5 separate regions of the Homo sapiens genome follow, and all the other regions are linked to region 2. A link is a loop called in an ENCODE intact Hi-C map of the cell type or tissue named here. Cell type or tissue: PC-3. All regions are shown on one strand. Links, peaks and the distances in the headings refer to the core of each region. The heading gives the core; the rest is flanking DNA. Region 1 has its middle 95 kb from the start of LINC01913. Region 2 overlaps LOC105374497 (a long non-coding RNA gene). Region 3 has its middle 540 kb from the start of LINC01794. Region 4 overlaps LOC105374506 (a long non-coding RNA gene). Region 5 has its middle 180 kb from the start of LINC01913.

Region 1 (6,385 bases), core at 480-5,479, 830 kb after region 2:
GGGAAGTTCCATCTAGGGAGAAAAGGTGGCTCCACAGAGGTGTCCTGATTCCAGATCCCAGAGAAAGGACTTGGAATGAGCAGAGTCAAAGCAAAGTTGCACCAGTGTTTAAAAGGCAAGGAAGACTTTATTCAAGACTATTGCAAGAAGGAGAACGATGACCTCAACTGCTGAAACAAAAGGCAGGAGAGGTGTTGAGTACTGGGGTGAATTCATGCAAATGTATGGGAGGGGCTTGAAGCAGGTTAGTGATGAGATTAATCTGAGTTTGTTAACTGACACTTATCATAGTTAGTCTCCTATGTTCCCACCAAGACTGGGAGATGGGGCACTATCTTTCTTGATGACTATATAGCAAAGGGATGGTATCATCAGTCCCAGAAAAAGACATCTGGATTGAGCAAATAAGTAATTAGAAGCAAATTACTGGCTTATAAAACTGGCAGCAGGGACAAGAGTTACATCTCAAAGGAGCAGAGAAAGAATTTACATTAAGTTTTCTAAAGTAAGTCCTCTAAGAAAATGCAAATCTGGGGCCTAGAATCCTCAGGAAAAAGGTTGTTTATAACAAACTGAGAGGACCTTAAACCCACCTTGGTTGGCAGGCTCCTGTTCAGTGACTAGGGTCCTCTGGATGTTTTGCAGGCTAGCCCTGAAGCCCAGATCTGCAGCAACTTTCCCTCTGTGCCCACTGAAGCAGTTCAAAGTTGATTTTTTCCTTTTGTTGTAAAATTAGCCCCTGTTTTTGGAATGTGATTTTTTCCCCCTTTAGCTTTGGCTTTCTTCCCTCTCCTTTGGCATCTAAACTTTTAGGTTTTGAAAATCATTTCATTTAAAGAGACAGAATGGAATAGTGAAGCTTTCATAATCAGTTCTCTGTACTGCACCAACTTAGCTGACTTTGCATTTTTTAAACGCTGCTTGGCTTCCTGCAGAGGCAAGATAGCAACCATTTAAACAAGGCTGTTGCTAGTGGGCTTTTTTCTACTTAATTCCAGGCAGCTTTCACCTGGATGGTTTAGGTATCGTTCTACTCGGAGACAAGACTCTCCAATGGGTGACCCTCAGCTACAAAGATGCTGCAACAGTGTCAACAGCAATTCATGCAGAAAGGAGAAGAAATTCTACTTAAAGCAATACTAGGAGCACAGTTCACAGCCTTGACAATAGACAGTGCCTGTGTCTACCTCTGGAAAAGAAAGTCATTCATCTAAGCATCTTCAAGGGAGACTTCGTCAAAGCTTATTAAATTCCTTTCTGCTGGGATAGAAAGTTCTGAAACTGTCCCCAAGAAAATTTTATAAAATCAATGGATAAAATACAAAATAAAATTCAACTAGGCTTGTAACACAACCCACAGTTATCATGAAGCCAGTATGCACTTCGGCCCACCTGTGGCTTGTCACTGCTTACTACCCCGGGATGTGTAGCCCTTGTCACAAGACTGTTCTCTTTCTGTTCTACAGATGAAACCTAAGACGTTGTGAGATAATAAGCTTTCCACTGAGTTTCTCCATTAGGCTCTGCATACCCACAAAACTACCCATGCCAGCTGATCCGAAGGGCCCAGCAAAAAGCCAGCTCGTTAAAAAAAATAATAATAATGATTTCACCCTCCTTACTCTGACCAATCGATGACCTCAAATTTTCCAGACTCTCACCCTCCATGATCCCCTTAAAAACTCCTGCCCAGCACTTTGCAAGGCCAAGCAGGCAGATCAGTTGAGGTCAGGAGTTCAAGACCAGTCTGGTCAACGTGGTGAACCTTCATCTCTACTAAAAATACAAAAATTAGCCAGGCATTGTGGCACACACCTGTAGTCCCAGCTACTCAGGAGGCTGAGGCAGGAGAATTGCTTGGACCTGGCAGGTGAAGGTTGCAGTGAGCTGAGATTGCGTCACTGCACTCCAGTCTGAGCAACAGAGCAAGACTCCAAAAAAAAAAAAAAAAAAAAACCTCTTGCCCAGAATCCTTTGACAAAATGGATTTGAGGCTGCAGCAATCTGTGGCGAGTCAGCCAGGAACCACATGCCTTCTGGGCATTTGCCTACATCTCTGGGCCCCCTTGCCTTTAGGGCAGACCCAGAGACAGCCCAGGCAGCCACTTGTTTCTCCTGAACTAAGAGCTATCCCCAGGGGCTGCCCTATTGGCAGGGTGGTGTCGACCTTCAACGCAGAACCTTGCCTGCAGCAGAAAAACAGTTTCTGGTCTCTGGAGACATCTCTGGTGAGCTTTCTGTGTGCAACCAGCACCCCCTTTTCTTCTCCTGATTTGTAGGCCTCTTTGGAGGTCTCATTGACCATCTTACCAGTACAAAAACTGAAAACTAAGGAATATATGTTTATACAGGATTTAAGGGCCATTAACCAAACCCTCAAAGACATCCATCTGGCAGTCCCCAATCCTCACACACTACTCACAACTCTCATCAGTGAGTTTTGCTGGTTTTCAGTCTTAACACCTAAAAAGGTGCCTTCTTGTATATTCCTCGAGTCCAGAATCCCAAGAACTATTTGCCTGTAAATAATAAGACCTTGACACACAAGCTAAACAGTATTGCTACACAATACTTCCCCGAGGCTTTAAAAACTCACCAATCATTTTGAGAAAAATACTTGTTAAAGACCTTCAAGAAGTCAATTTAAAAATGAGATTTTGTTACAGTGTGTTGAGGACATATTAGTAAACAACAGAAACTCTGACCAGAATACTACAGCTGACTAGATGCAGATGTAAGGTATCCAAGAAAAGACCCAGATCTCAAAACCCTTCAGTTAGGTATCTTAGACTTAAACTTTCTCAGGCACAGAAAAAAATCTACTTCAAGATGGAGAAAAGCTCTTTTCATTGTGGCCAGACCCACAACACGGTGACATGGTGACACTGTGAGGGTTTTTAAGTATGACTGGATTTTGCCCATATTTAGATTCCCAATTTTGGCCTTACAGCAAAACTTCTCTATAAAACCACCCCCTGCCACCAAAAAAAAGATACTGAACCCCTGGAGTAGACTGGAAAATGTCAAAAGATCTTTCTAACCATTAAAAATATATATATTAACAACTCCAGCGTTGAGAGTCCCTAACCTAAGAAAACTGTTTGACTTGTTCATACACAAGACACAAGAAATGAGTTTAGGGATGTTAATGACTTAAAAAATATCAAGAGCCCTGTAGCCTACTTTTCAAAACAACTAGACATTGTCACAAGGGATTGACCTTCTTGCCTCCGAGCCATTGCCACCATTTGTCATCTTCTCCAAGGAGACAGTAAAGTCCACACTGGGTCAACCTACCCCAGTACACACCACACGACCTGTACCCCCTTTGTTAGAACAGAAGGTGGGGCCACTGGTTTACTTCTAAACGGTTAGACATCTGTCAGGCCATCCTCCTGAAAAATCCCAATGTTACTTTAAAAATTATCTTCACTCCAAACCCCACTACCTTACCTCCCCAAACCATGGCTGAACCTATACATGATTACTTAAAAATTATTAAGCAAGTTGTATATTTCTCCTTCAGATCCTCCTTACCTGAAAATGCAGGGTGGTTTTTACCAACACTGTGGGGCACCCCTGCCATCTAGTGGTAACACTAAAAATGACAATCATACTTTTCTAACCGGAATTCGGCACATGTGTTTGATATTCAGTCTTAGGAAAAGATTCAATTTTCATTTAGTAGTGATAAGTAATTAAGTCAATTTCATGAAAGCCACTTGACCTGTGGCAAGTTTGTTTCAAATTTTTCCCCAACCCAACCAACACCATTCAAGATTATTGACATTTTTCACTCTCTTAGGTTCATAGACTCACTTTCTGGTATCATTGCCAGAAAGAACATTAGGCACTCATGGAATTTTCCCTCCTCATTTTATAGAAAAGGAAATCTGTCTTTGGACTGAGGCCACTTTTTTTCATCAACAATACCGTTCTACTTTCTAGAAATGTCCTACCAAGAGGCTCTGAAGCTAGCATCCAGATCTACATTAAGAGACAAGTCAAACCAAGCAACATTTGAGATCAGAATCTTCGAAAGTCATCTTTGGCATGGTTTAATAGTGCAATGCCATTAAACTTCCCCATATAACTGGTAAAGTGTAAACTGAGTCCACTCCTGCCATAAGAAACTCCTTGCTTTAAGATTTCAAATACCGCTCACCAGATCCATCCTGTATCTGTGGGTGTTCTTACAAGCTGCATTACAGATTGACAGGCCATGCCTGACACCAGTCAGCCATCAGTCATCTGAAGTTGGACATCACAGTCAGTTGAAGTTCTGAATTAACAACTGTTGAATCTGAGTGATGGGTACATGCAGGTTCATTGCTCTACTCAACCTACTTTTGTGTATATATCAAACTCTCTCTAGTAAAAATTTTAAAAGAAAAAAAGAGGGGGCCTTTGCCACCAAGAAAAGGAAAAAGATGAATTTCCCCCAGCCCCAACAATCAATACTAATCAGAGGTACTGATTGTTTCAAACTCAGGCTACACATTAACATCTTTTAAAATATATCAATCAGAGGTGCAGTAGCTCATACCTGTAATCCCAATACTTTGGGAGGCCAAGGAGAGAGGATCTCTTGAGGTCAGGAGTTTGAGACTAGCCTAAACAACATAGCGAGACCCTGTCTCTGCAGAAAATTAAAAAGTTAGCTGGATGTGGTGGCTCCCACCTGTAGTCCCAGCTACTCAGGAGGCTGAGGCAGGAGGATCCTGGAGCCCAGGTGTTTGAGGCTGCAGTGAGCTGTGATTGCACCACTGCACTCCAGCCTGGGCAACACAGTGAGATTCTGTTTCAAAAAATAAGTAAATAAATAAAATTTAAAAATTGTAACCATCAATCCCAATCATAGGCCCTGCTCTAGACTGATCAAATCTGAATTTGTAGGAATTGAGCCCAAACACAGGATTTTTAAAGGTCTCTAAGGGATTCTAATATGGAGCCATGGTTGACAACCACAGATAAATATAATCTTAACTCCTTGTTGCTTTTCATGCCCTGTTTGGATGTTTTAACAGTTAGAAATGTGGCAAGAAACAGAACTCACCCTGTATGGGACTAACCATAGAAATGTAGACAGGATAAAAGAATGAACAGGCACCCAACAGGAAGCCATTAATTTCCCTAGAGATGAAGGGCTCAGCGATAGTAGCATTACCAGAGTGTAGTGAGGGCAGAAGTTGTGAAAAAACCCTAGTCCTGGATGTGACAAGGGGCCAAAGCAGAGAGGCAGCAGTGACAAGTGCCCTGACCTCCCTCTCCTCCACCACCCAGGCTGCCAGGGAAGCCTGGAGTGACACACTCTCTGGGAGTAGACCCTCCAGGACAGCACAGAGCAGGGTAGAAACTGGCCGAGTGTACACAAGGGGCGGTGTCACACAGTATGCAAGGGGCAGTGTCCCACAGGCTTAACAAAGAGTTGGTGCAAGTGTCAACAATTCCAACCATTTCCTGCTGCCCGCCTGGCCTGGCCTAATGCCTACCTTCGCCACCTCCTCCTTGCCCGCTGGTGATTGGAGAAACCACTGAGTCACTTGCTAGGACCCACCAATGAGGAAGCACTCAGAGGCTGATCTCAGAGATGGCCTTTCCGTTCTGCAGAAACTATGCATCAATCACAATGAATTTAAGTCAGCAGTCTAGAGGAAATGTAGAATCACATGTCATTTCACCAGCAGAGGATCAGCCTCTGATTTCCCTTTTCTGGACATTCTTTTAAAAAATAAATAAATAAATAAATAACAGGTTGGGCAGTATTGTTTTCAAAGCATGTATCTATAAATGCTGTATGAAATCTCATTATTTGATCTGGAACAGTCGAGGGACATCATCTAGCCTATCCCACTCATTTTACAATAAACATACTAAGACCAGAGAGATGGAGTGACTTGCCTACAGTAACCCATCTGCTGAGGAGCACAGTCCAAATGTTCTGACTCCCAGCCCAGAGCTTTCCTCCCTGTACCATGCTGCTCCTTAAGGTGTTGCCTTCTCCACTGGTCAAAATTGGACCATTATACCCTAGAGCAGCAAGAGAATGTGAGTGCCTGCAACTTACATTTACCCTTCATCTCTAGATGTGACTTCCCAGATTATTTCATAGCAATTACTTGGTCTGTCTCAGATGACAGAGTTTTTAAAGCTGAGAAAGCAAATAAGTGCCAGAAAGCTTCCGCTGGCTCGCCTGAGAGACACCGGATCCAGAAGGCAGGTGCTGAGTGGGCCACCTAAAGCAGCACTAAGTTGTCCCAGGCAGTCGTGCATGGGAAGGAAGCAGGCTTCATTAGCTTCCTGATAAAAATCCAGCTCGCCCCCGAAATCATTGCTTCTGGAATTCACTCAGCCTGCAGGCCCGGGAGCTGCATCCCAGCAGCTG
Region 2 (6,385 bases), core at 495-5,494:
AGAATCAATAAAATGGTTGTGCATGTGTACATTTGTGTACATATATTCTCTCTATATATAAGTCTGTGTGTGTGTATGAGCTACAGAATGCATGTGTATGTGTACATAGCTATAGATGTACATAGATATAAATATTACATCTATCTATATCAATATACCTATTTCTATATATATCTAGATCTCTCTGCTAAAAGTATCAATCTTTCTATTGAGAGAGAGAAAGTTTACTATAAGATATTGTTTTGCACAATTGTGGGGCCTGGCAAGTCTGAAATTTGCAGGGCAGCCTGGCAGGCTGGAGACCCAGGGAAGAGTCAATGTTGCAGTTTGAGTGAGAAAACAGTCTGGAAGCTTCCTTGGGGGACTAGTTTTTTATTGTTGTTGTTCTTAAAACCTTCAACTGATAGGATGAGGCCCACACACATTATGGAAAGTAACCCGTTGTACTCAAAGTCTACTAATTTGAGTGTCAATTACTTTTCAAAAATAGCTGCACAGCAATATCAAGGCTGGTGTCTGACCAAAGACTGGTACCATGGCCTATCCAACCTGGCACGTAAAATTAACTATTGCGAAACCTAACAGCTTTTAGAAATCAAAAAGAGTCATAGATATTTCAAAAATTAGAAATAAACTAATTATGACCAAGTTGAAAATAAGGGGTTACAAAGAGATATACTAGAAAAAAATCAATCAAAAATGAAGTTGATATAATAAAATGTATTAAGGCAAAAGGAAGAGGCAGTATAAAGGAGGTTCATTATATGATAATAACATGAATACTCAACGGGAGGACTTTAAAATCTGTACTTGAATACTTACAATAAAGCAGTTTCATAATATATGAAGCACATATTAACACAACTAAACAGATTTAAAATCCACAGTAAGAGAGAAAAAATATTCTCAAATATTCATTCAAGAAGCAGATAAAAGTTTGTACGGACACATAAGACTTGAACGAAACAATAAGATTGACCTACTAAAGATGATAGCAACTTGTTTTCACTAAGAAAAGTTTGAAGTAAACATGACTACTTGATCTATCTAATTGACTCACGTCCTACAGGTTGGTGATACCTTTTTTTGAAGGAAGTCTGTGAGGCCTGTCCATCGAGTAGTGATACGCACTGGGTTTCTCAGAGCAATTCTCTCAGTTATAAAAATATTAAAAGCAGCTAGGGCCAATGGCTCATGCCTGTAATCCCAGCACTTTGGGAGGTCGAGACAGGAGGATAGTTTGAGTCTTTGAGTTTGAGACCAGCCTTGGCAATACGACAAAACTCTCTCTCTGAAAAAAAAAAAAAAAAAAAATACAAAAAACTAGCCGGGCATGGTGGCACACACCTGTGATCCCAGCTACTCCAGAGGCTGAGCTAGGAGGATTGCTTGAGCCAGGGAGGTTGAGGCTGCAGTAAGCTGTGACTGTGCCACTACAGTCCAACTTGAGTGACAGAGTGAGATTCTATTTCAAAGAAAAAAATTAAAAAGAGTTGGGTAGGTGTTCTAAAATTTACTGGAAGAGCTCATTTATTATGCAACTCTCAACAAAGACTCTCAGTGTTGTCAATGTTGAAGTCTCCATCTCATGTTTTATTGAGCTTCGACCCAGTCCACATTTCTATGAACTTTGTGGATGAGTATTTCAACTTTGGCTACAAGACTTGTAAATCATCATTTTCCTTTCTAAAACTCACGTGCTTCCTCTACTGTGGGTATAGGAAAGGAGTATTACAATTGTCAGAAGTCTGTGGTGCTGCACATAAAAACTTTTTTAAAGAAGTTTTCTTAACACGGGCTACAAGAACATGAAGCTCTAGAAAAATCACCTTGACTGGTAAACCACAGGCAAGTTTATTGTGCCCATGTGGGGCAATGGAAGCTGACACAGGGTTCTGGATTTAACTAGCAAGTTTTTCTTTATTTGCCTTCTTTCCTATTTAAATTTAATTGCTTCTTAGTTATTTCCTTGAAAAATCTGACTTTCCTCTTTAATTTCCTTTTTTATTTTTTAGAGATAGGGTCTTGCTTTGTCACCTATGCAGGAAACCAGTGGCATGATTATGGCTCACTATAGCCTTCAACTCCTAGACTTCCCTCTTTTAAATCTGGAATTTCATAGAATATTTCAGACATAACTACTGACATTTTAAAGACTGATTTAATTGGTTATGGGTTATTATCACCAATGAGAGAATTGCAGAGAGCTGCAGAGAGAGTTGGGTCGAGTAAGAAGGATAAAAAAGATGATTCATGTACTGTAAATAGCTGTGAAGAATGTGACCAGAAGGCATAGTAGAAGGGTTGAAGCATTGTTTTTCAACATATTTTTGGCTTTAATAATTAGGTCTTTTGAGTAGAAAATTACTGGGGAGGAAAGTCAGATTTTAGAGGCTAAGGACAAAGTCAGTGGAGATAAAACGGTAACAGCTAGTAGAGATCACTTATGTATGAACCCACTCTGCTAAGTTGAAAACAAAGGATTAAAGGGAAAGAACAGAGAGAGAAAAATGTTGAGATAAGGGACAGAGACAAAGGACATATAAGTGGTACATGTAACAGCATTGAAAGAGGAGGTAGACTCAACTTTTGAGACTGAAAGATGAATGAAAGATGAAAGAAGGTTATGGGAATAAGAAGAATGGATGAATTTTTTCTCCAAAATGGAAATGCAGTCTTTTGCTTTATTCAATTATATATTTGACAACTTTGATAAAAATTGATTTTGATCTAGTAAATCTCAATATATTAAAAGAGACTTAAGTTTTGTGTTGCCAAAGTGTCAATTAAGTCATCTGAGAATTGATTCTTCAGTTTGAATCTTAAGTACTGTGAATCTTGAGTAACCAGCAAGGGGAGCTCTAATTATGGGCATATTTCTACTTAAGTCTCTGACTGAGTGAGGTCTGACTGTACATGTGTGGGACAGGTAGCAAACAACCTTTCTAAAGGAGAAAAAAAATTCAAAATAAGATTTCACATGTGGAGTCCAGTAAAATTAATTGCATGCTAATACCAAAAAAAAAAAAGCAGCACTTTGGAATAATATAAACTAATTCAAAGTCTCTATGGTACTACATTAGCAAAATGCAGGATACAAAAATAAAAATTATTTGACATATATAAAACAGGAGAAGGTAACGCATTTTCAGGGTGAAATGCAATCAACAAAGGCCAACTATGAGATGACCCAGATGTTGGAATGATCAAAAAAGGCTTTAGATTTTAAATAGTTAGTCTAAACCCTTTCAGGGTGGTAAGAGCTAACATACACATCATAAATAAAAAGATCAGAAATGTCAATAGAGAACTAGAATCTATTAACAATAGCTACATAAAAAAATCTAGAAATAAAATCATACAATATGTGTTATTTAAAATTCACTGAATGGTTTACTAGAAGAATATAGATGACAGACTCGATAAACATAGTTTACAAAATGAAAAATAAATTTCCAATCTTAAAAAAACAGAAAATTTGTTTTAATGTATAGGATGTTAAGGACTTGTTGGACAATATGTAAATGCCAAATATATGTGTAAATGGAGGCCCTGAAGAAGAGAAGATAGTAAATGGACCAGAAAAACTATTTGAGGAAGTAATGACTGAAACAATTCACAATTAGGTGAATGATATAAATTTAGAAGTTCTTGATGTTCAATGAGCCCCAGAAAGTATAAATATGGAGAAAAATACAACTAGGGGCCAGGTGGCTCACACTTATAATCTAAGCACTTTGGGAAACCAAGATGGGAGCATTATTTGATCCCACGAGCTTGAGACCAACCTGGGCAACATAGCGAGATCCTGTCTCAACAACAGCAAAATGTTTTTAAATTAGCCAGGTGTGGTGACACGCAACTGTAGTCCCAGCTACTCAGAAGGCTGAGGTGGGAGGATTGCTTGAGTCTAGGAGGTAGAGGCTTCAGTAAGCTGGGTTATCACAATGAACTCTAGCCAGGGTAACAGAGAAAGACCTTGTCTTAAAAAAAAAGAAAAAAAAGAAAAGAAAAGAAAGAAAGAAAAAAAATACAATTAGGTACTTTATAGTCAAACAGCTGAAATTCACAGTAGCTTAAAATCAAGGAAGAGAGCTATGCAAACATGGTTTTAATAATATGCGATGCATTAGCTATGCAGATGTGCTATGGAAGCTCTAAGTTTTCATTTTTTATTAAAAACTGAAGGGTTCTGGCAAGGTTCTAGAAATTATGCTCTAGCTAACTCGACATTTAGCAAGAGAAAATGAGATAGAAAGTTGTTTGTTTTTCAGGCCAAATGAGTAATAAATGCATAAATATTTGAAACAAGAACTGTAATCAGTTCACGTTGCCTTGTATTAGTCTGTTCTCATACTCTATAAAGAAATACCTGAGACTTGGTAATTTATAAAGAAAAGAGCTTTGGCCGGGCGCAGTGGCTCATGCCTGTAATCCCAGCACTTTGGGAGGCCAAGGCAGGTGGATCACAAGGTCAAGAGATCGAGACCATCCTGACCAACATGGTGAAACCCCATCTCTACTAAAAACAAAAAAAATTAGCCAGGCGTGGTAGTGGAGGCCTGTAGTCCCAGCTACTCAGGAGGCTGAGGCAGAAGAATCACTTGAACCCTGGGACGGAGGTTGCAGTGAGCTGAGATTGCGCCACTCCAGCCTGACCAGAGAGCGAGACTCCATCTAAAAAAAAAAAAAAAAAAAAGCTTTAACTGGCTCTCAGTTCCGCAGGCTGTACAGGAAGCACGGTTGGGAAGCCTCAGGAAACTGAATCATGGAGGAAGGGGAAGCTGACACATCTTACGTGACCAGAGCAAGAGGAAGAGAGAGAAGGGGGAGGTGCTACATGCTTCTAAACAACCGGATCTCAAGAGAAGTCACTCACTATCACAAGAACAGCAAGGGGGAAATTCGTCCCCATGATCCAATCACCTTCCCCCAAACCCCTCCTCCAACATTGGGGATTACAATTCGACATGAGATTTGGGCAGCAACACAGATCCAAACCGTATCATTCCTCTTGCAGGTTGAATGGAGCGTGTTGAGATAGAACACTGGGAAGATAGCTAGAGATTACTAGTACTCGATTTCCATTTTTAGCTCAGTTCAAGCATTTTATTAATATATGGTTCTCATATTTCACATACTGGTCAATATATTGAAGTCTTTAGAGCACATAAGCCTCCAGGGAAAAAAAAGAAACCCAAGAAGTATGAGATGTGATTCCTGCCTTAAGAGGAAACACTGTGAAGAGAGTTATATCGCAGCACTATTTAAATAACAATGTATGGCTTTTTTGACACTTTATTTAGATTCAATATTACACCCATGTCCTAGGAGTTCTTTTTTAGGCTAAGCCATCATGGATTGGCAAAGAAAGACTGCTATAATTAAATAAAATCTTTCACCACTTTTGCAGCACTAGAATGTGAGATTCACTTACAGATGAAGTTTTTGAGACTTAAAGAAAAGCTATTCTGCAGTCGTTTTGAATGGTTATTCAAACTCAGTTGTATTATTAATTTATAATATGAATATTACCATTTCAAGATAATTTTTCTCGAAGAATAATTTATTTTGTAATAGATTATGTTACAAAATGTGAAACAATAAGCCCATATGCTTTTTAAGATCGTCAGGTAACCATTGTAATTTTTGTAATCTTTTTAATAAATTTTTAAATTTTTGCAACTTTTTCTGTAGAATTGTATCTTCCTGACACATCTAAACCACTCTTGAACTCACATTTAATTTAGTTTCATATTGAAATATGTTGTCCCTGGAGAACATAGAAAGGCAAAAGTTAGTTAATTCAATATCTCCCTGGCATTTTAGATGCCCTTACCTCTAATTTGTAACTATCAATTATTAAAACTAATACAAAATTCTCATAAAAATGGTGAGAAATGAGCATTGCCTACATAATCCATTTTCACAGCTCTTTTAATACTATCTCACAGGAAAGATTATATTTCTTTGGAATTCCCATTCCCTTTTCCAAAAGTGGATAAACTAATAATTTGTTAAGTCTTACACAAACTAAAATAAATAACTCATTTCTTTAACTATAATTTCCACTGATGTTCTTAGTCAAGATTTACTACGTAGTTACCAAATTGGTTTTCTACACACAGAAAACTCGTGTTGTTAAATCTTGATCAACAGCAACTTTTGACATATTTAAGTGAGGACATGACTCTCTTTCCCTGAACGGTATGCATCATATGAGAGCTACTGTCTGAATATTATAGGGCTGGAAAACAGAGTGAGCATGATAGACAGAGAATGTTTAATAAGAACATGATTCTCAAATGGCTTATAAAATGTGAGAAGGCATTTGATTTAGAACCTCCATAAGGAAGGGACAAGTGTAGTCTAGTATATTGGGCTC
Region 3 (6,385 bases), core at 898-5,897, 330 kb after region 2:
CCTCTGAATAAGAGGCAATTCTTCCTGCCTGATACCCTCGAAACTGAGATATTGGGTTGTTTTCCCATCTTCATACTCAAACTGACACGTTAGTTCTTCCTAAGTTTAAAGCCTGCCAGTCTGGAACTACACCATCAGCTCTTCTGCTTCTGAGGCTCTTGGACTCAAACTGGAACTCTACTATTGGCTTTTCTGGGTTCCCACCTTTCTATTGCAGTTCTTGGGACTTATTAGCCTCCATAATTGTGTGAGCCAATTCTTCATAATAAATCTTTTTCTATATACACACAAGTCCTATTAGTTCGATATCTCTGGAGACCCCTGACTAATACAGATTGTGGAATCAATAGTAGTTCTAGAAGAACAGAATATTAAGGTTGGGTTTTCTGAATTGATTGTGGGGTTTCTAGAATTGTCTCTGTAATCTGATTAAATTTAAAGACACTAATAATTCTATTCCCAGTAGTAAAGAGAGCACTGATACCTCATCTGGCAAGAGATATCCCTAATGTCACTATTGAACACTCAACAATGACAAATTATGAATCAATTACTTATAAGAAGCAAGGATGTGGGTGACTGTGTAGCATCTGATAATTCGAAACGTTAATGAGATGGACTGGTTGGTCATAATGTCACTGGACAAAGTGAGCAAAGAAAAGCATACGGTCAGGGATTCAAATTTTTAGCTCAGGTGTTGGATAAATTACCTGAAAGCTGCCAAGTACGCCCTGAAAGAGAGAGACCTTATCGCCTCAGTAGAGAGTAGAATGGTGGTTCCCAGAGGCTGGGGGTAGGGGGAGTAGATGGGGAAAGGGAGATGTTCGTCAAAGGGTACAAAGTTTCACTTGGAGAGGAGGAGTAAGTTCTGGTTATCCACTGCACAGCATGGTGACTATCATTAATAGTAATGTATATTTTTTAAATGGCTAAAGAGAGGATTGTATTCATTCCATATTAAACCTAGGAATATGTTGTTGAGGATTTTCTGAGGGATACGTTCATGAGGTATATTGATCTCTAGTTTTCTTATGCTAGTCTGATTTTATTTAATAATATTGGCTTGTAAAATTTGTTGGGAAATATTTGCCTTTTATATTTTCTGGAATATTTCATGTAGACTTGGTATTTTTTCTTTCTTAAATGTTTAGGGTAATAACGTGTAACAAAAACATGCATATATATTCCCTTAAACTAAAATAAAAGTTGAAATTATTTTAAAAATAGGTCAGAAGAGAAGGGTATAAATGCGTATCACTGTGGTTGGTAATTGTGTGTACTCAGTCTTATAGCTGTGGTTATAGAAGTGTTAGGGATTTTAGACTTTAGGAATTTAGACATTAGCAATTTTGATCTATAGGGATTTCAACATTCAAGATTATGGCATTTGGGATTGTGTGTTTTGGGATTATGATCCAAAACCGGATGGCCCTCTCCTGCCTGCCCCAGGAATGTGAAATTATCCAGCCTTTCTGGACATTTCAGCAAAATACAGCAAGGGAATTGAAAATGCTCAATCTTTGACAAAGTATTTTTAGTTCTGGGACTTTATGTTAAGAATGTTCCAACATAAGGGCCGGGTGCAGTGGCTCACGCCTGTAATCCTGGCACTCTGGGAGGTCGAGGCGGGCAGATCACCTGAGGTTTGGAGTTCGAGATCAGCCTGATTAACATGGAGAAACTCCGTCTCTACTAAAAATATATATATATACAAAATTAGCCGGCCGTGGTGGTGCATGCCTGTAATCCCAGCTACTTGGGAGGCTGAGGCAGGAGAATCACTTGAACCCAGGAGGCGGAGGTTGCAGTGAGTTGAGATCTTGCCATTGCACTCTAGCCTGGGCAACAAGAGCGAAACTCCACCCCAAAAGAAAGAAAGAATATTCCAAAGTATACAAAGAGACTTATGTATACAGATACTTAATTTAGGATTATTTATCATAGGAAAAAAGTTATACACTATAACTTTTATGTTCTGTAAAATGAAAGAACACTTACACAAATCATGACTCTAAGGTAACTTCAGTGTTGTGTACAGAACTTCAGGAACATATTCAATTAAAGTTGTTGCACGTGAACCTCAGCTTCCTCTACTGTACATTGGGGATCAGGTGGGGGCCAAGTGAAATTACTGAAGTGCAGGCCCAGCGTGCAGGGCACAGGTGGGCACCAGTGGAGGGGCATTGCATGGCCCCATGCTCCCCACCAAAACTGTGCAGAATGATTCAGAAGGAAACATTTCCAACAGTTAATAAAGACCAACAGCCTCCAGTCTTAAGTAAATAAATAAATATATATAATAAATATATATATATGTATATAGTAATTAAACAGTGAAGCTAGAGTTAATTTGGATAAAAAAAGACTTTAACTAAAATTTAATTTATTTAATTGATTAGGATTATTTGAGTTCACCATTTCTTATTGACTGAGGTTTGAAAGTTATGTCTCTTAAGGAATATGTTCATTCATTTAATTTTGTGGGCCTAAAGTTTTTAATACATTTTATCCTTATTCTTTTAATGTGTGTGGGTCTTCATTTAGATTATTTCTATCATTCCTGATATTGCTAATATGGTTCCCTCCTCCATCTTTTTTAGTGGAGATAGAGGTTTATCTTTGTTTAAATCTTTGACAAACAACTTTTGGTATTACTTTTTTTTCCTATAGTTTTAGATCTATGGTATAATGTATTTTATTATTTTGGAGAGTTGTAAATCACTATTCTTTTAAAATATTTTTTTTCTCTGTTCTTTCTTCTCCTTCTGAGATTCCAAACACATTTATTTTAAAACATTTGATATTATCCCATAGCTCTTAGATGCTCTAATCTGGGTTCTTTGCTACTGTTTTTTTTTTTAAGGTTTCATTAGAACATTTCTATTGAACTTCTTTCAAATTCAATACTTTTTTGTCAGCTAAATTGAGTCTACTGATGAGCACACCAAAGTATTATTTATTTCTATTGTCTTGATTTCCTTTTTCTAGTGTTGGGGTTCCAAATATGATACCCTCAAATGCAGTCGACAGAAGCAGCCTGAGAAGCAAAAGGTTTTCTCTGAGCTTCTCCCGCCCTCTTGTGTCCTTCATTGTCCCCTATGCTGGCCCTTCATTCTCCCCTATGCTTCCCATAGAAACTAGAATCCCATAGCAGGTCATAGAAGCCAGAACTCCTTTTCTCCAAAGTAAGCCATAACACCTAAAAATATTACTCTAACTTTCCCCCTGCCTTTCTGTGTAAAAACTGGCCATTAAGAAATTATCTGGCCTAAGTGGTTTAACTGTAGGTCATAAGATCCCCATTCCAGAAAGGGTCCTGTTCCATACTCAGAAGGAAGGAATGCTGCTCGGAGAGACCAGGAGAATCTATGCAGACAGGACTTGCTGGGACCCCACTCATTCTATTAGCATTAGATCATAGCCTTTTTGACCAATCATATTTCTACACGGCTGTCTATACTTTGTTGAACCTAAGCATAAAAATGCAGTTTCCCTTATATCTTTGGCTCTTCATTTTGAAGGCTTGTGTGTCACACAAAACTATGATCAAATAAATTTGTATGCCTCTTCTCCTATTAATATGCTTCTTCTCAGTGATTTTCAGCAAACCTTCAGAGGGCAAAGGAGAAATTTTCCCTTGGCCTCTACATCGATTTCATTTTATTTTTTCTTATACATTCTACCTTTCTGCTCAAATTCCTCATATAATCATGTACATTTGTACATCATCCTTTTTACTACATTCTTATTTCCTGAGAGTTTTAATGGCTGGATCATATTTGATTCTGATTCTGTTGATATATTGGTCACTGGACAAAGGGGTTTTTTCCCTTGCTTTTTCAGGTGTTTTATTATTTTTTGGTTAACAAGCAGCATTTTAGGATAGAATAAACTGAAGTAAATAGGACATATGACTAGAAATAGGTGAGCTTTCTCTTCTACTACATCTTCATTGCAGGAGTTTGAATCTGTCTATTCAAGAGTTGAACTATGTTTGGGTTTTGTCATTTCTATGATTATCCTTAATAAGCCAAATCTTAAAATTCCTGTAATTTTCCATCATGCTGACTGCAGGGATTCTGTTCTATAACAAGGTTTTTTTCTTTGAATTTGTGCCTTAGAGTCAGTTGGTCTCTCTCTCTCTCTCTCTCTCCCCCTCCCTGCCACCCAGAGGTATATCACTGTATTTAATACATAAAACTTGCATCCTGCTGGTTGTGAGTGGGGGTTATTTTTTGTTGTCCTGGTGCAGCCTTGGATTCTGGCACACCTGTGTCCCTGAGTTTCAGGGATGTTCCTTCTCCTGCTCGTCATGATAACCAAACTATGCCTTTTGTGTTTTGCAGAGCTTGTGCTAGATAGGTATTACTGCCCCTGCTTCATTGGTAGAAATCTTGAATGGCTAGACCATTAGATTTTTTTCTACCTCTCCCAAAGACTGGAAGATATTGCCTTTCATTTTCTTTTTCCCCTGCTGTAATGAGTCTTCATTTGTAAACTGAGGGATTTAGATAGGCTTGTCTGTCCTTTGCTGGGCAGCTTCCTTTTTTTTCTTTTTTCAGAGGAGGAAGAGTTGTTTCATTTTCCCCATAAAGAAGATAGGGACCCTGGGGTGGCTGGTTCTCCTCATCAAGGTCTCGCCACTAAGGTGTACCTTCTGCATTCTCCCACCCTGTCTCCAATCTTTTGAGCACATGGTGAGGTCTGTGGAGCAGAGCCTTCCCCGCAAGTGGATGCAAACTTCCTTTGTGTGTGTGTATCGCAAGGGTTCTATAGTTTATTATAGCCCACATTTAGCTTTAGAAATTAATTTAAAATGCTAGCTGAAATACTCTTAATTACTTCTCTGTCAGATTGATCTTCCTCCCATGCTCTGCTTCAAGCCAGTGTTGATTTCTCTACTTCTTCTTGGAGGTGATTATTTTTCTTTAAATTTCTGGAGATATTTTTGCTCTAAAACCTCTTTATTAGATTCAAGATAGGCTACACATTTGTAGAACATGTAACTTTTGTTATTATCATTGTTATAATGACAGCAAAGCTCTTTCCAACTTTCTGTTTCCAAAACAGAGCCAGGAGTCAATTGATTTGTTTTTAATGTCCAAAAAATGACACTTAACATTTAGAAACTAGAGAATTTTCTTTTATATAAAGATACGCTAAGTGTATGCTCTGTTCTTCTAGTGAAGCATTAGAAAAAAAGACACATTTAAAACCAGTTTCCAATGGCTTCTAGAAAATACATGAACTCAAAGTTAATGCCATGTTAGTCAAGTAATCCTATAATGGGAAGTAATGCACATGTTAATTAATTAGCTTGATTTAGCCATTTCACAATGTATACAAATATCAAATCATCATGTGGTACATCATAAATATGTATAATTTTTGTCATTTTTTAATTAAAAATCTAAAAATTAAATAACTGTATAAACATGTAAAAAAGTATTTTTTTTCTAACAAAAAACTCATTAATTTGTTTGTGGTATTTTAAGTTCAAATCCTAATTCAGCTAATAACATATTAGCACTTTTATTCTTTCAGTTATTCCAGAATTTCTAGAGACAAGGCAATTTAATGGTGGTAATTTATGCTATTAGACCTAGTTAAATTAAATAATTAGCACATTGTTTACACAAACAATTAGCAATTCTGAGTGCTCCAAAACCTTCAAGCATCACTGTCACTTGATCCATATGGTATAATATCCTTGAGGGTATGGGAGGTAGATAAGGATGCCAAATGGAGTGCTTAGGAGACTGCAGTAGGTGAAATTCAGTGCATTAATTCTATACTTCTGGATAAGGCCATCCTCTCCACAGCAGAGAATTATTATTCATTAGAAATATGATATCTACTGTGCCTTTGAGCCCTGGGAAAGATTGAGTGTGTCTAAACTGTTACAGTAGGTAACTATGAATTTTAGCTACCTATTAGGACATGTATGATTAAATCTACCAAATTTTATGACAAGCAAGGGCAGCACCAGTCTTTTGAGGGAAGTGATATGTATCACCCAAGTTTTTGCTGTAATAATGCTACATAACAAGTAACAAGAAAATCTCAGTACCTTACAAGAGCAAACATCTATTTTTCTTGACCATGGGTTTTTTAGTTGGCAAAAATAACTCCAGGCTGCCAGTTAGATTTAGTTCTGCTTGACATGTCACTCATTTTGAGACCAGTAACTATCCATGACTTGCTTCTCTCACGATAAATAGCAGAAGTTCAAGGGGAAGGAGGGACAAATGGAAACACACAATGCCTCTTAAACCTTCAGCTCATAATTGACACAATGTCACTTCTGCCTCTATTCCACCTCTGCTTCTGCCAAAGCAACTCATAGGGCTAAGTCCAAAGATATAGGATAAAGAAGCATATACTG
Region 4 (6,385 bases), core at 593-5,592, 450 kb after region 2:
ATTACTATATTCATGTGGCCAGTTTCTTGAGCTGTCTAAACTATGCAGTGTAAACATGAAATCCTTTTTTAATTTTTAATTTTTGTGGGTACATAGTAGGTGTATGTATTTATGGGGTATATGAAATGTTTTGATACAGGCATGTAATGCATAATAATCATGTCATGGAAAAGGTCCTAGGTCTCTATGATCAGTGGTTAGCAAATCAATCCAGGTTTTGTGCCCTTCCCTTTAGGGTAGCAAGTTCGCCCAAGTCCCAGGTGGGTCTGAAGATCCTATCTGAAAGCCAGGGACTGGAGTCAAAAGCCTTATAAATTTACCGGTATTCTATTCTGCTGCAACTAAGCTGGCACTCAAACCAAAATACAAAGTCCTTTCAGCCCTCTATAGTTGTTTTCATCAACTATAATCTCTTTTGGTCAAGTACCCAAATCTTTAGTCAATTTTTCAAATTGGTTTGTTTCGTTTTTATTATTGAATTTTGAAAGTTCTGTATTGTTCTGAATGTAAGTTCTCTATCAGATATGTAATTTTTAAACATTTTTTTCCAAATCTGTGGCTTGCCTTTTCGTTCTGTTAAAAGTATATTTCAAGGAGCAGATGTTCTTAACTCTGATGAAACCCAGTTTATCAAATTTTTCTTTTTTGGTTTATGCATTTGGTGGTGTATCTAAGGAATTTTTTTTCTAACTGAACATATTTCCTGTGCTTTTCTGTTTGCCATTTTATGTTTGTAATTTAGGTTTATGGTTCATTTTGAGTTAATTTTTATATATAGTATGACATGTAGATTGAAATGCTTTTGGAGGGATTTTGTTACTGTTTTTGTTGTGTTATTTGGTTAGGTTTGGATTTTTCTGCAGACAGTACACAATTATTTCACAATTTCTTGAAAATGTCATCCTTTTTCCATTGAATTACGTTGGAATCTCTGTAGAAAGATTAGACCATGTATGGCCGAGTCTATTTCTGAATTCTCAGTTCTTTGCTGTTGACCTATTTTTCTGTCTTGACACTAATATCACGCCATCTTGATTGGTGTAGTTTATAATAAGTCTCCGAGTCAGGTAGTGCAAGTCCTCCAATTTTGCTCTTTTTTCAAAGTTATTTGGGTGATTCTAAGTATTTGCATTTCCATTTGCATTTTAGAATGAGATTGCTAAGTTTTGCTGGAATTTTTATTGGGATTACATTCAATCTACTGATGAATTTGAGGGAAATCAACACATTAACAATATTAATTCTTTCAACCCATGGACAAGTCATATGTCTCCCTTATTTAGTCTTTAATTTTTCTCATTTGAAATAAGCATTTCATCATTTTCATGCAGTTGTAGCTTTTAATTTTATTTCTGATCATTTTTTGCTATTGGATAGAAATACAATTGAATTTTGTATATTAATCTCATATCTTGCAACTTTGCTAAATTCACTAGTTCTAGTAGCTTTTGAATATATTCTATAGTATTTTCTATGTAGACTATTATGTCATCTGCAAATAAAGACACTTTTATTTCTTATTAATATGAAAAAGAGATAGGATATACTATTATACATGTTAGATTAGACATAGGGATTTTCCCTCCGAAATCCCATTAAAATGAGAATTAAGAAGTAAAATATGCATGACCCACAAGAACAAGGAAGCCACTAGAAGTGACAGTCAATAAAAAAATCAGCCAACTAAGAGAAGATGGGAATGTGATGTGATGTAAGGCCTTACATTAATATTATATGCTGTCTTGGCATCTGGTAAAATCAAGAGGACCTCAAATGGCCTAACTGCAAGTCCCTGTTTCCACGCTGCTTCCTCAGGTAAGGTCCTGTAGTCAAACTATTCTCTTTATCATGGCAACCAGGCAGAATGCCTGCTTATCTCTGAGTAGTGGGGCTTCAGTTTGCTACCAGCCCTCAGAGAATTATTCAAATAAGACAAAAGTGAACCATTGGTCACTGCACTCTCTTGTTATGAGAAAGTCTAACTCCCAATCCATTGCCTGTTCACTCTATTCCCAAGTGCAACCCCTGTGTGGTCCAGTGTGACTCAGTGTCAACAACCCTGGGCTACGCATATACAACAAGTAAACTGCTATAGAGCTCATCTGTCTGGTATTGGATGGCATGTATTCAGCCATCTCCACAATCTTAGGATAGGAAACTCTTTCTCACCAATGGGGTGAAGAGAAGGTGTCTCAAACAAGGAAGCAGATGGAGGCATTATCAAGACCTATGTCCAAGTATGAGCTACAACAGGCTCATACTGGAGGTGCTGATCACTGCAGACACTGAGGAAAGGTGTGGAACTGAAAAGAGAGGGATTTATTGAATGTTTACATAAAGAGAATTTAGAATACTAAGTCTCCTCCACATCCAAATGATTATCCATCCTCTACCCTTGCAGTAAATTGGAGGATCATTCTCAGGATATGGAGAACCTGAGTTCCAGACATAGGCACATCAGGCACAATAAAGAGGAAGGAAGACATAGACCTGCCTTAGGGAGAAAGGGAAACTGCCGAAAACTGTACCTCCCACCACTGACTCCAAGAATTTTCACAGTCAAGCGTATGCTGCCCCTAGGAGGAGACTGGAGGATTTTCCTTGAAAAAACTGAAAGGCTGGTTAATTTTATGTGACCATTTTGTCTAGGCCACAATACCAGATATTTGATTAAATATTATTCCAGATATTTTCGTAAAAGTTTTCTTTAGATTAGATTAACACTTAAGTCAGTAGACCTCGAGTAAAGCAGACTTCTCTCCATAATATGCATGGGCATCATCTAATCAGCTAATGGCCTAAATAAAAAATTACTGACCTCTTTTAATGAAAAGAGAATTCTACCAGCAGACAGCCTTTAGATTCAAACTGCAGTATCACCTCTTCCCTGGGTCTCTAGCCTACTGGTTTACCCTGCAGATTTTGAACTTGCCAGATGTCACAATTACGTGAACCCATTTCCTAAATCTCAATCTCAATCTCTCTCTCTCTCTCTCTCTGCCTCAAACACACAGACACACATGCACACACACAGCCTAGTGGTTCGATTTCTATGGAGAATCCTGAATAATACAATTACAAAAGCTACCATTTGGACATCACCCCAAAAAATGGCCAGGTGGGCAAAATGACAAGGTCCCTACTTCATCACTGCATAGCAATAATTCTCAGTTGCAGCGATGCGGTCCTATAGAAAACATTTGGCAATATCTGGAGACATTCTTGGTTGTCATAACTGGGAGGGGTGCTACTGGCATCTAGTGGATAGAGGCCAGGAATGCTGTGAAACTTCCAATAATGCAGAGTATAGACAACAAACTATTATTCAGCCCAAGATGTTAATATTGCTGAAAATATTGACTGTCAATATTAATACAATTTCTCAATCTTGAGAAACTAAGATTGAGATACCCTGATCTATAGTGAAACCCACTATTTAGCAAATTAGTGCTTCTCTCTTGATTATGAATAAACCACCAAGGGCATTAGACACTTAAGAAGTTTTCAACATTGAAGATATTTAAACCAACAAAAATAGCACAAAAACCAAAATAAAATTTCAACACAGATGCTGTTAATATGCTAAGGGAGAATAACGTTAAGACATTGTGTTTAATAAGAATATGTTCTATTGAAAAGAGGATATTAGAACATTTCAGAAAATGACAAAGAATTTTTAAAACTGCACATAAAAGATTGGAAAGATGGAGGACTGAGGTAAGGAGTTAAGGCAGATTATTTATAAAGCTGTAAAGACATCTCAACAGAAAACCTAAACAATAGAAGTCTGTAAAAATGATTTCAAATTCAGAAAAAAACATTCTGTTCAATTGAGAATTAAATCCAGGCAACCATCAACTGGTTTAAGATTAGGATAAAAGTATTTTCAGATCAGTAAAGTTCTATGTGTCCTTTCTCAGAAAGCTACTGAAGGATGTGCTTCATCAGCTCAGGAGACAGAGGCAAAAAAAAAACAAAAAAAACATGTAGGATCAATGTGCAGAGGCTAGCAGGCAAGCAGACCAGATTGACGTGGGAAGATGGGGTGCTCCAGAAGGAATGTTTTCACAAAAAATTGAACTAATTGATTATTTACATGGCCATTTAAAAAATAATATTCTGTTGGAGAGACTGGGAAGAATTACTGATAAGCAAATAAAGGAAGATGAAATCAAGTATAAAAAGACAGTATTAAATCCAGGAAAAACAGAAAATTATTTAAGATACAAAGATTAGGCCGGGCGCGGTGGCTCACGCCTGTAATCCCAGCACTTTGGGAGGCCGAGGCAGGTGAATCGCAAGGTCAGCAGATAGAGACCATCCTGACTAACATGGTGAAACCCCGTCTCTACTAAAAATACAAAAAATTAGCCTGGCGTGATGGCTGGCGCTTGTAGTCCCAGCTACTCGGGAGGCTGAGGCAGGAGAATGGCATGAACCCTGGAGGCGGAGCTTGCAGTGAGCCGAGATCGTGCCACTGCACTCCAGCCTGGGCAACAGAGCGAGATTCCATCTCAAAAAAAAAAAAAAACAACCACAATAAAAAGATATAAATATTAGCATAGTACATTACTTGGCTCAGGACTGAATAAAACTGCTATTATCCTTTGTTATGTAATAAATCACTAAAACCTAATATGAACAAATACTATAAGTAAAAATATTGAAAACAATGGAATAAATGAGTGTATTGTGGTGGGATAAAATAATAGAACCAAATGCTCCAAATTAGGAACTAAATAATAGATCTCTATCTTTTCTCTCTCTCTCCCTCTCTCTTTCCCTTTCACCTGCCATGTGTTGATGCAGCAAGAATGCCCTCCTAAGATGCCAGAACCTTGATATTGAACTTTCCAGCCTCCAGAACTGGGTGACAATACATTCCTATTCATTATAAATTACCCAGTCTTGGATACTCTGCTATAGCAGCACGAAACAGACTAAAGGAGTATACACAATAAAAGTCTCACAAAACTTCAAATAACACAAAGAGGCAAGACAACTGAGTCAACCCAAAACATGTAAGTACCCTGAATATAAAAGAACAGAACCGTTAGAAGTCAATATCATATTCTCATTGCAGAGAGCAACTTTATTTTCACAAAATAAATCTAGCACATTATCTAGTATGTTTTTGTTTTTGTTTTGAGACGGAGTCTCGCTGTTTTGACAGGCTGGAGTGCAGTGGCGCGATCTCAGCTCACTGCGACCTCCGCCTCCAGGGTCCAAGTGATTCTCCTGCCTCAGCCTCCCAAGTAGCTGGGACTACAGATGTGCGCCACCATGCCCAGTTGCTTTTTTTGTATTTTTAGTAGACAGGGGGTTTCACCATGTTGGCCAGGATGGTCTCGATCTCCTGACCTCATGATGCGCTGCCTCCCGCAGTACTGGGATTACAGGCGTGAGCCACTGCGCCAGGCCTAGCTAGTGTTTCTAAACTAGATGTTATTGGTTTGTAATGCTGTTAATACTTAATTTATAAGTATTAATTAATTTGGTTTTAAGTGGCATAAAAACCATAAACATAAGAAACATACCTAGTTTTATCTTTGTGCTTTTATAATGTTATAAAAAATTTAAATTAACATTGGAATTTCATAAGTTTTTTCTTAAAATCTGTATATTATTTCAGTTAGAGAATTACTGTCCTATAATTATTGCCTTAACAAAGGGCAATTCCTTCCCACTGAATACAACATATTATTTCTACTCCTGTTATTTTACAATTGTAATCACTGCTTTTTATATTTAAAGATAGCAGGGTAAAAGAAGCATGGTTAAAGACAGATCTGGATGTGATTTTTGTAATTATGCCACTGTACACAAAGTGCTAGCCTGCACCTAGCACTTTGCTATAATTATGGACATAATTATATCTTCCTCAAATATTTGTGAAGATTAAAACATCAAGCTCAAAGCAGGAGCTGGACAAATAGGTTGTGGTTCACAAAAGATAGAGCCATTAACCTTATATATAGTTACACATGAAAAGTATACTATGAAATCTATTTTGAAGATGAAAAGTTGATAATCCTTTGGTTGACATGAAAATGGGGTGTTCACAAATACGTGTACATCTCTTTTCTTCATTTCAGTGTCAATCGATGGCAGTTGGAACTAGCTACTAGTAATTTTCCTCATCAATAGTTCTTGGATCTATTAAATTATACCTTTTCTCATTTGCTTTGTCATTTTAAAATCAATATAAACATATTCCAACTGTTTTATTAAATTGGAAAATTACTGAAATTGAGTCTCCAAAGTTGACCCAGAAACCAGCTGTTCTAAAATAGTATTTTCTGTTTTAGGTAGATCCCACAAAAATGCCATGAATGACATAGCACAGAAAAGCCAAGGGGAGAAGAGCTAAGAGAAAGTCTGAGAT
Region 5 (6,385 bases), core at 815-5,814, 740 kb after region 2:
TGAATCAAAACCAACCCTCGACCAAGGCCTCCAACACCTGCCTGATCTGACCCTTCACATCCTCCCGACTTGCTCCCTGTGCTCCAGCCACACTGACCGGCCTGCAGCAACTTGAACCCTGAGCTCTTTCTCACTTCATGGGCACCAGCCCCTGCTGTAGGGAAATGCCGTCTTCCACTCCGATCCTCTGCAGAACACCCCCTGGTCAGTCTCCTGGCTTGGCTCAAGGCTACCTCCTCTGGGGACCCTTATCCAATTCCCCAAACAAAATCATGGCCCTTTTATTCTTGCTTATGTAACCTGTTCTTTCCCTTCACAGTATTAATCACAATCTGTAATTATTCTTTATGTGTTTAGGTATTTGTACGTTTTTTACTTAATGACCTTCTTTCTCTCTAGACTGTAAATTCCATGACAGGGCCTTTGCTCCAAGCAGGGAGCCCAGATCCCTTCACAAATATCCATGAAGGAGAAGCTTCCATGCAGACCTCCTGAAGGCCTCTTTTCCCTCTACCTACAAGTCAGCTAGGCCTGCTGGCCTCCTTCTGTACCCAGCAATATGATACACTGTTTTGTAGCATTTTATTTATATGGCCAAATCTCTCCAGGAATGTGAGCTTTTTCCCAACACCCCCCCGCCAAGATGGAGTCTTGCTCTGTCACCAAGGCTGGAGTGCAGTGGTGTGATCTTGGCTCACTGCAACCTCCACCTCCTGGGTTCAAGCAATTCTCCTGCTTTGGCCTCCCAAGTAGCTGTGATTACAGGCACCCACCCTACACTTGGCTAATTTTTGTATTTTTAGTAGAGATGGGGTTTCACCATGTTGGCCCGGCTGGTCTTGAACTCCTGACCTTGTGATCCACCTGCCTTGGCCTCCCAAAGTGCTGGGATTACAGGCGTCAGCCACCGCACCCAGCTGAATGTGAGCTTTTTGACACTAGAGTGATTCTTCTGTGTGTTGCCAGCATAGCAAGACCTATTCCCCCAACTCATGTCCAGCATAAGAAATAGCTAGTAAAGGTAAAGTGCTCCTAAACTTACAGAGAAAAACATTAACAGCCCTGCCTTCAGATAGCATCGTGGCTAAAACTTCACTCTAATTTCAGAGTGGAAAAGATAATAAGGAAGGGATAGAGTGAATGCAGGTATACCAAATGGAAGGTCCCTGTAAAAATCCAGAAGAAATTCAGTTAACACAGACAAAAGAGTGCTGATACAGATAATAATAAAATATGAGACAGATTTGAGAGACGTTTTGGAGAAAAAACTGACAATATTTGGGCAAAACACAGAGAGAAATGAGATGTCAAGCGTGGCTCCTCAGGACCTGGCTTGTAAACTTGGAGGATGGTGGAACCACCCACGGAGATCAGGCACCATGCAGGTCTTCATGAGGCACCGTGCAGGTCTTCAGGAGGCGGCGTGCAGGTCTTCACGGGGCGGCGTGCAGGTCTTCACGGGGCACCGTGCAGGTCTTCACGGGGCAGCGTGCAGGTCTTCACGGGGCACCGTGCAGGTCTTCACGAGGCAGCGTGCAGGTCTTCACGGGGCAGCGTGCAGGTCTTCACGGGGTACCGTGCAGGTCTTCACGAGGCAGCGTGCAGGTCTTCACGGGGCACCGTGCAGGTCTTCACGGGGCGGCGTGCAGGTCTTCACGGGGCGGCGTCCAGGTCTTCACGGGGCACCGTGCAGATCTTCACGGGGCAGCTTGCAGGTCTTCACGGGGCAGCGTGCAGGTCTTCACGAGGCACCGTGCAGGTCTTCACGAGGCAGCGTGCAGGTCTTTGAGAGGCACCGTGCAGGTCTTCATGGGGCAGCATGGAATCAATCACAAGGTGGGGGTGCCATCTAAATAACCATGTGTGTGAATGATGAAGGGAAGGGACTCTTGGGGATCTTCTCTTGGAAAAGTCATTTCACCTATCTATCTCCCATTGTTCTGAGGCAGACAAGGGGAACAGCTGATCATTCAAAAGTCATCTCTATTTGGCTATGAAAAGCAGTGATTTGAGAACAATGTATACTTAAGCTGTTCTTTCTATCCCAAACACTCCTCTGTCTCTCTCCCTTCTCTGCAGCCTGAGACCAGCATGGAGATAAGGAATAAGGTTCTAAACTAGATGATCCACTGAAGCAAAGAGTTAAATGTACTTTCAAAGGAACATAAGGACAAAACCAGATTCTCCTTGGTGTACAAAGAATCCAGGTGAATTGTCATGGGAACAGTAAATGGATGTTAGATTATTTCTAGCTACCTTTGGTTGAGTACTTGCTGTGTGCCTGGCATTTCATGTACATTGTCTATCACCTTCACACAGAACCTACAGGGATGGGAAGAAAGATTCCAAGAGAGTAACTTACCCGAGGCTGCCCAGCTAGTGAGTGATAGAGCAGGGATTTGGACTCAAGTCTGCATGACTCTGAAGCTAATCTTTTTTTAACCCTAGTGAATTTCTAGGTATTGAGTGAGCAGTACTTCAGCATTGACCCCCATATGCAAAACAAGCATTTCCAGGTGGTTAAACTTATTTAAGGTGAGGCCCTCGGGCACACTATAGAACAAAGCTAATTGGGCTCAGCAGAGATCAAAACCACGACCTTGTCCTTATTTTATCTTTCTGCCACTGGCGTGCTTAAGGCAGACAAACACTTGCCATCAAACGGCTATAAAGCGTTTTATTTCCCTTCATATTGTGTAGGTTGCTCATTTATTCAAAGAACTCAGCCTTTCAAAATAAGCCACTGGCAAGAAGAGAGAAAAGGGATGTTCCTATAAATTATCCAGTGGAAAAGCTTTTACGGCATTCGACCAGGACTTGAAATGTGGGAGGTAGGACGCTGGAAATCTACCTTGAAGATGTGCAGAACCAGCGGCAGGTCCTGGTCCCCAGGAATGGGGGGTCGGCGCGGGGAAGGGGGGAACGGTCTCTGTTTGTCTTGCTGCGTGCTCACACTGCCACCTGCTGGCATAGCCCACATCTCCGCTTCCCCAGCTCCTGTCCACCTGGAGACCCTGAGAGATTGCCCACATTTTAGCATCTCCTTTCCTCCTTGGAAGGTGTCATACTCAAGAGAAATTTTTATTTCTAGCCAAACACTCTTTTTAGCCTGACAGCAAACGGCTAGTGGGAATCCATGTGCAAGGGAACTCTGTGTGAGGAAAACAGAGAGGGAGGGGAGCGAGGAGGAGTCTATGAGCTGGTGGCTGGGAAAATCTGCTGCACCGGTGAATCCAGTTGTCATTGTCAGGACCTTCAAGGCTTTTTGGCCATGACTCTAAGAACAAAACCTCCCCAAATCCCTTTTAAATACAGTGGGGTCCATTCCTCCCTACATATTTTCTTTTCCTACAAGCACAGCGAGCGTATCTAAGGGCGGGGAGGGCTTCCAGCTTGAGCACATAGCGCCATTATTTGACGAGAGCACAGGAAGCAGCCTTCATTTTAAAAGAATTTCAGTCTTTAACTTTCATTCACTCACAGCATGAAAATAAATCACTGTGCTTGAGCATTTTAAAAATTAAAGGCTTAGATATTACATGTTACTCAAAGGCTCCTATCTTCAAATACCTATTTCCATTAGCTATTACGGTTTTTAACTTTTCTTTTTCATTATCTTGTATTCGCTTCATGAGGCATTATGTAGATGCAGCAGACTGAAATGATTTTCTCTCATTCCAAACTAAAGATGATGATGAACTCCATTCCTCTGGGGTAAGTTTGGAATAAAAAGATGGGTTACAGAATACTGGAGGTAAAAGTCAGGGATCGATCTGGTGACTTGACTCTCATATATATAAGGTTCAACAACTCAATAATAAATAAATTTAAATCATTCCCTGATTCTACTTTCCAAAGGAAGACACTGAATGATTCACTGAAAGATTCTCACTTGCCCAAATCTCCAGTTTCTTAGTAAGGGAAGGTAACATGGAATTTCTTAACCTTTGTCTAGTTTTCAGATTGTCTACATCATTCACTGCATCGACCTCCTGTCTTCTGCTTTCTCATGCAGAATTGAAACATATATACCTCATCCCCAGGAGGTCTCGTTTACTTCCGTGACTTCAAGCACACCTGAGGGCCAATGATGCCCAGGTCTGCATCCTCAGTTCTGAACACTCACCCGAGGTCTAGACCCACCTCTCTAGCTGCACACTAAATATTTTCTCCCTGAATGTCCCATAAGCACCGGAAGCTCATTGTGTCTAATCTCAAGTCTTGGCCACCCTGGCCCCAACTTCCAAACATGCTCTTCTCTCATATAATGGCCCCAGTTAATGGGAAGACTATTCACACAATTGTGTAAATCCAAACCCCAAATGTCACCTGACACCCCAATGCTTCCTGTATGATATTGATCACGAAGTTCTCTCAGGTCTACTACCTTTGTCTCCAGCTATACTGACACTTCAGCCCTTTCCAAATGGACTGCTGAAATAGTATTGCAACTATCTACTTTTCCCCATATTCAATGATCTCTTTTTCATCCTTCACATGCAAAAATGTAAAACGGATCATATCCTTGACAGCAAAATTCTGTATGCTAAATTGGACTTCATCAAAATTTAAAACTTCTGCCCTGCAAAAGACCCTGTTAAGAGAATGAAAAGATAAACCATAGACTGGGAGAAAGTATTCACAAATCACACATCTGACAGAGGGCTTGTATCTAGAATATATAAATAACTCTCAATGCTTACAATTATAAAAACAAACAATCCAACCTAAAAACGGCCAAAGGACATTCACAGGCATTGCAGAGAAGAAGATACACAGATGGCAAAGAAGCACATGAAAAGGTGTTTAACACCATTTGCCATCAGAAAAATGCAAATTAAGACTACCATGAGATATAACTACACCTATCAGAATGACTAAAATTAAGAAAAAATTGGTAACATCAAGTTCAGGAGAGGATGTAGAGAAACCGAATCACAGGTGAGAATGTAAAATGGTAGAACCACTCTGGAAAATAGTTTGGCATTTTCTTTTAAAACTAAAAATAGACTTACCATACAACCCAGCAATTGAACTCTTGAGCATACGTCCCAGAGTAATGAAAATGCATTTTCACAAAGAAATTTGCACATGGATGTCATAACTTTATTTGTAATAGCCAAAAACTACCCAAATGCCCTTCAATATGTGACTGGTTAAACTGTAGAGCATCCGTGCCATGAAATACAACTCAGCAATAAAAAGGAATGAACTCTTGATCCACACAACAACCTGGATGAGCCTCAAGGAAGTTATGCTAAGTGGAAAATGCCACTGTCAAAGAATATATACTGCATGATTCCATTTATGTAACATTTTTGAAATGACCTAATTATAGAGGTAAAGAACCATTAGTGGTTGACAGGGGTTAAGGATGGGGCAGGAAATGGGTGTAGCTATAAGAGGGTAACACAAGCGAGTCTTGTGGTGACGAAAGAGTTACATAACCTGATTATGATAGTGGTTATATGATACTACACATATAAGAAAATTGCATGGAGTCCAGGCACAGTGGCTCACGCCTGTAATCCCAGCACTTTGAGAGGTCATGTTAGGAGGATGGCTTGAGGCCAGGAGTTCAAGACCAGCCTGGGCAACATAGCAAGACCCTATCTCTACAAAAAAATTATATAAAAAAGAAAAAGAGAATTGCACGAAGCTGCACACACACATACACATGATATAAATGAGTGCATATATTTACCTGCCAGATCTAAATAAGCCCTATGGATTATATCAAAGTTAATTTCCTGTTTTTTACATACTACAGTTATGCAACATGTTCACATTAAGAAAGGTTGGGTAAAGAGTGCATGACACCTCCTTGTGCATTTCCTTACATCTTCCTGTAAATGTGTAATTATTTTTAAATAAAGTTCTTAACTGATCATGCCACTCCTTTCTTGCAGTTATTTTTAGCTCTCATTATTCATAGAATAAAACACATTCATCTACTCATAACATAAAGTGTCCTCCATTCTGGTTAATAGTCTTTATCGACTATGCTAAAATGTCCACCATTTTTTAGACAATGTTGGCCTTTACTTCTAGGATTATAGAAAATATATCCATGCAACCTGAAATTTCTCAAATTTGCCAGAGTTGGACATTCTAAGCATATTCAACAGTCATTTAGTAAATCATTGCCTGTCGAAGCCAGATTAATCTATCAAATAGTTATCCTTTCTGGATACCATAGTTTTTATACAATTTCTCTAAAAGGAAAGGAAAGATGAGGTACTGTGGTAGGGGCAATAGCTGAGTAAGAGCTGTGATAGCACACAAAGCAAAAGAAAGGGTAAAAGGAGTCCACAGATGTAGAAAATCCCCCTTTGCTGATGAATTTGCTCATTTTATAAGCCCAGTGTATTCGCTTCCTAAAGCT

The links. A loop is a pair of places that touch in the nucleus more often than their neighbours do. Peaks named below come from ENCODE experiments on the same cell type or tissue, not always from the same donor. Only the 100,000 strongest peaks of a DNase experiment are listed, where the experiment ranks them.
Region 1: it touches region 2 in a loop (4-fold over the local background); 3 of 110 quality-filtered maps call a loop at or near these places.
Region 3: it touches region 2 in a loop (5-fold over the local background); 3 of 110 quality-filtered maps call a loop at or near these places.
Region 4: a loop joins it to region 2, with 11 times the contacts of the local background. A loop is called at or near these places in 3 of 110 quality-filtered maps.
Region 5: a loop joins it to region 2, with 7 times the contacts of the local background. A loop is called at or near these places in 2 of 110 quality-filtered maps.

The regions. Positions count from the first base shown.
Region 1 is chr2:41,779,178-41,785,562 of GRCh38, forward strand. No RefSeq gene overlaps it. Among named protein-coding and RNA genes, the nearest start is that of LINC01913, 95 kb to the right of the region's middle. In PC-3, for the core only: a CTCF peak has its summit at 3,587 (motif pointing left); a DNase peak (open chromatin) is centred at 3,574; H3K27me3 peaks cover 744 bases.
Region 2 is chr2:40,952,978-40,959,362 of GRCh38, forward strand. All of the region lies in intron 1 of LOC105374497 (a long non-coding RNA gene), which reads right to left. Among named protein-coding and RNA genes, the nearest start is that of LINC01794, 210 kb to the left of the region's middle. In PC-3, for the core only: a CTCF peak has its summit at 2,824; a DNase peak (open chromatin) is centred at 4,794; H3K27ac peaks cover 2,481 bases.
Region 3 is chr2:41,280,194-41,286,578 of GRCh38, forward strand. No RefSeq gene overlaps it. Among named protein-coding and RNA genes, the nearest start is that of LINC01794, 540 kb to the left of the region's middle. In PC-3, for the core only: a CTCF peak has its summit at 3,090 (motif pointing left); no DNase peak of the experiment used is centred there.
Region 4 is chr2:41,406,970-41,413,354 of GRCh38, forward strand. It overlaps LOC105374506 (a long non-coding RNA gene), which reads right to left. Exons shown (of 4, transcript XR_939997.3): 4 at 5,560-6,385. Among named protein-coding and RNA genes, the nearest start is that of LINC01913, 470 kb to the right of the region's middle. In PC-3, for the core only: a CTCF peak has its summit at 3,280 (motif pointing left); no DNase peak of the experiment used is centred there.
Region 5 is chr2:41,696,034-41,702,418 of GRCh38, forward strand. No RefSeq gene overlaps it. Among named protein-coding and RNA genes, the nearest start is that of LINC01913, 180 kb to the right of the region's middle. In PC-3, for the core only: CTCF peaks have their summits at 2,967 (motif pointing left) and 3,182; no DNase peak of the experiment used is centred there; H3K27me3 peaks cover 1,954 bases.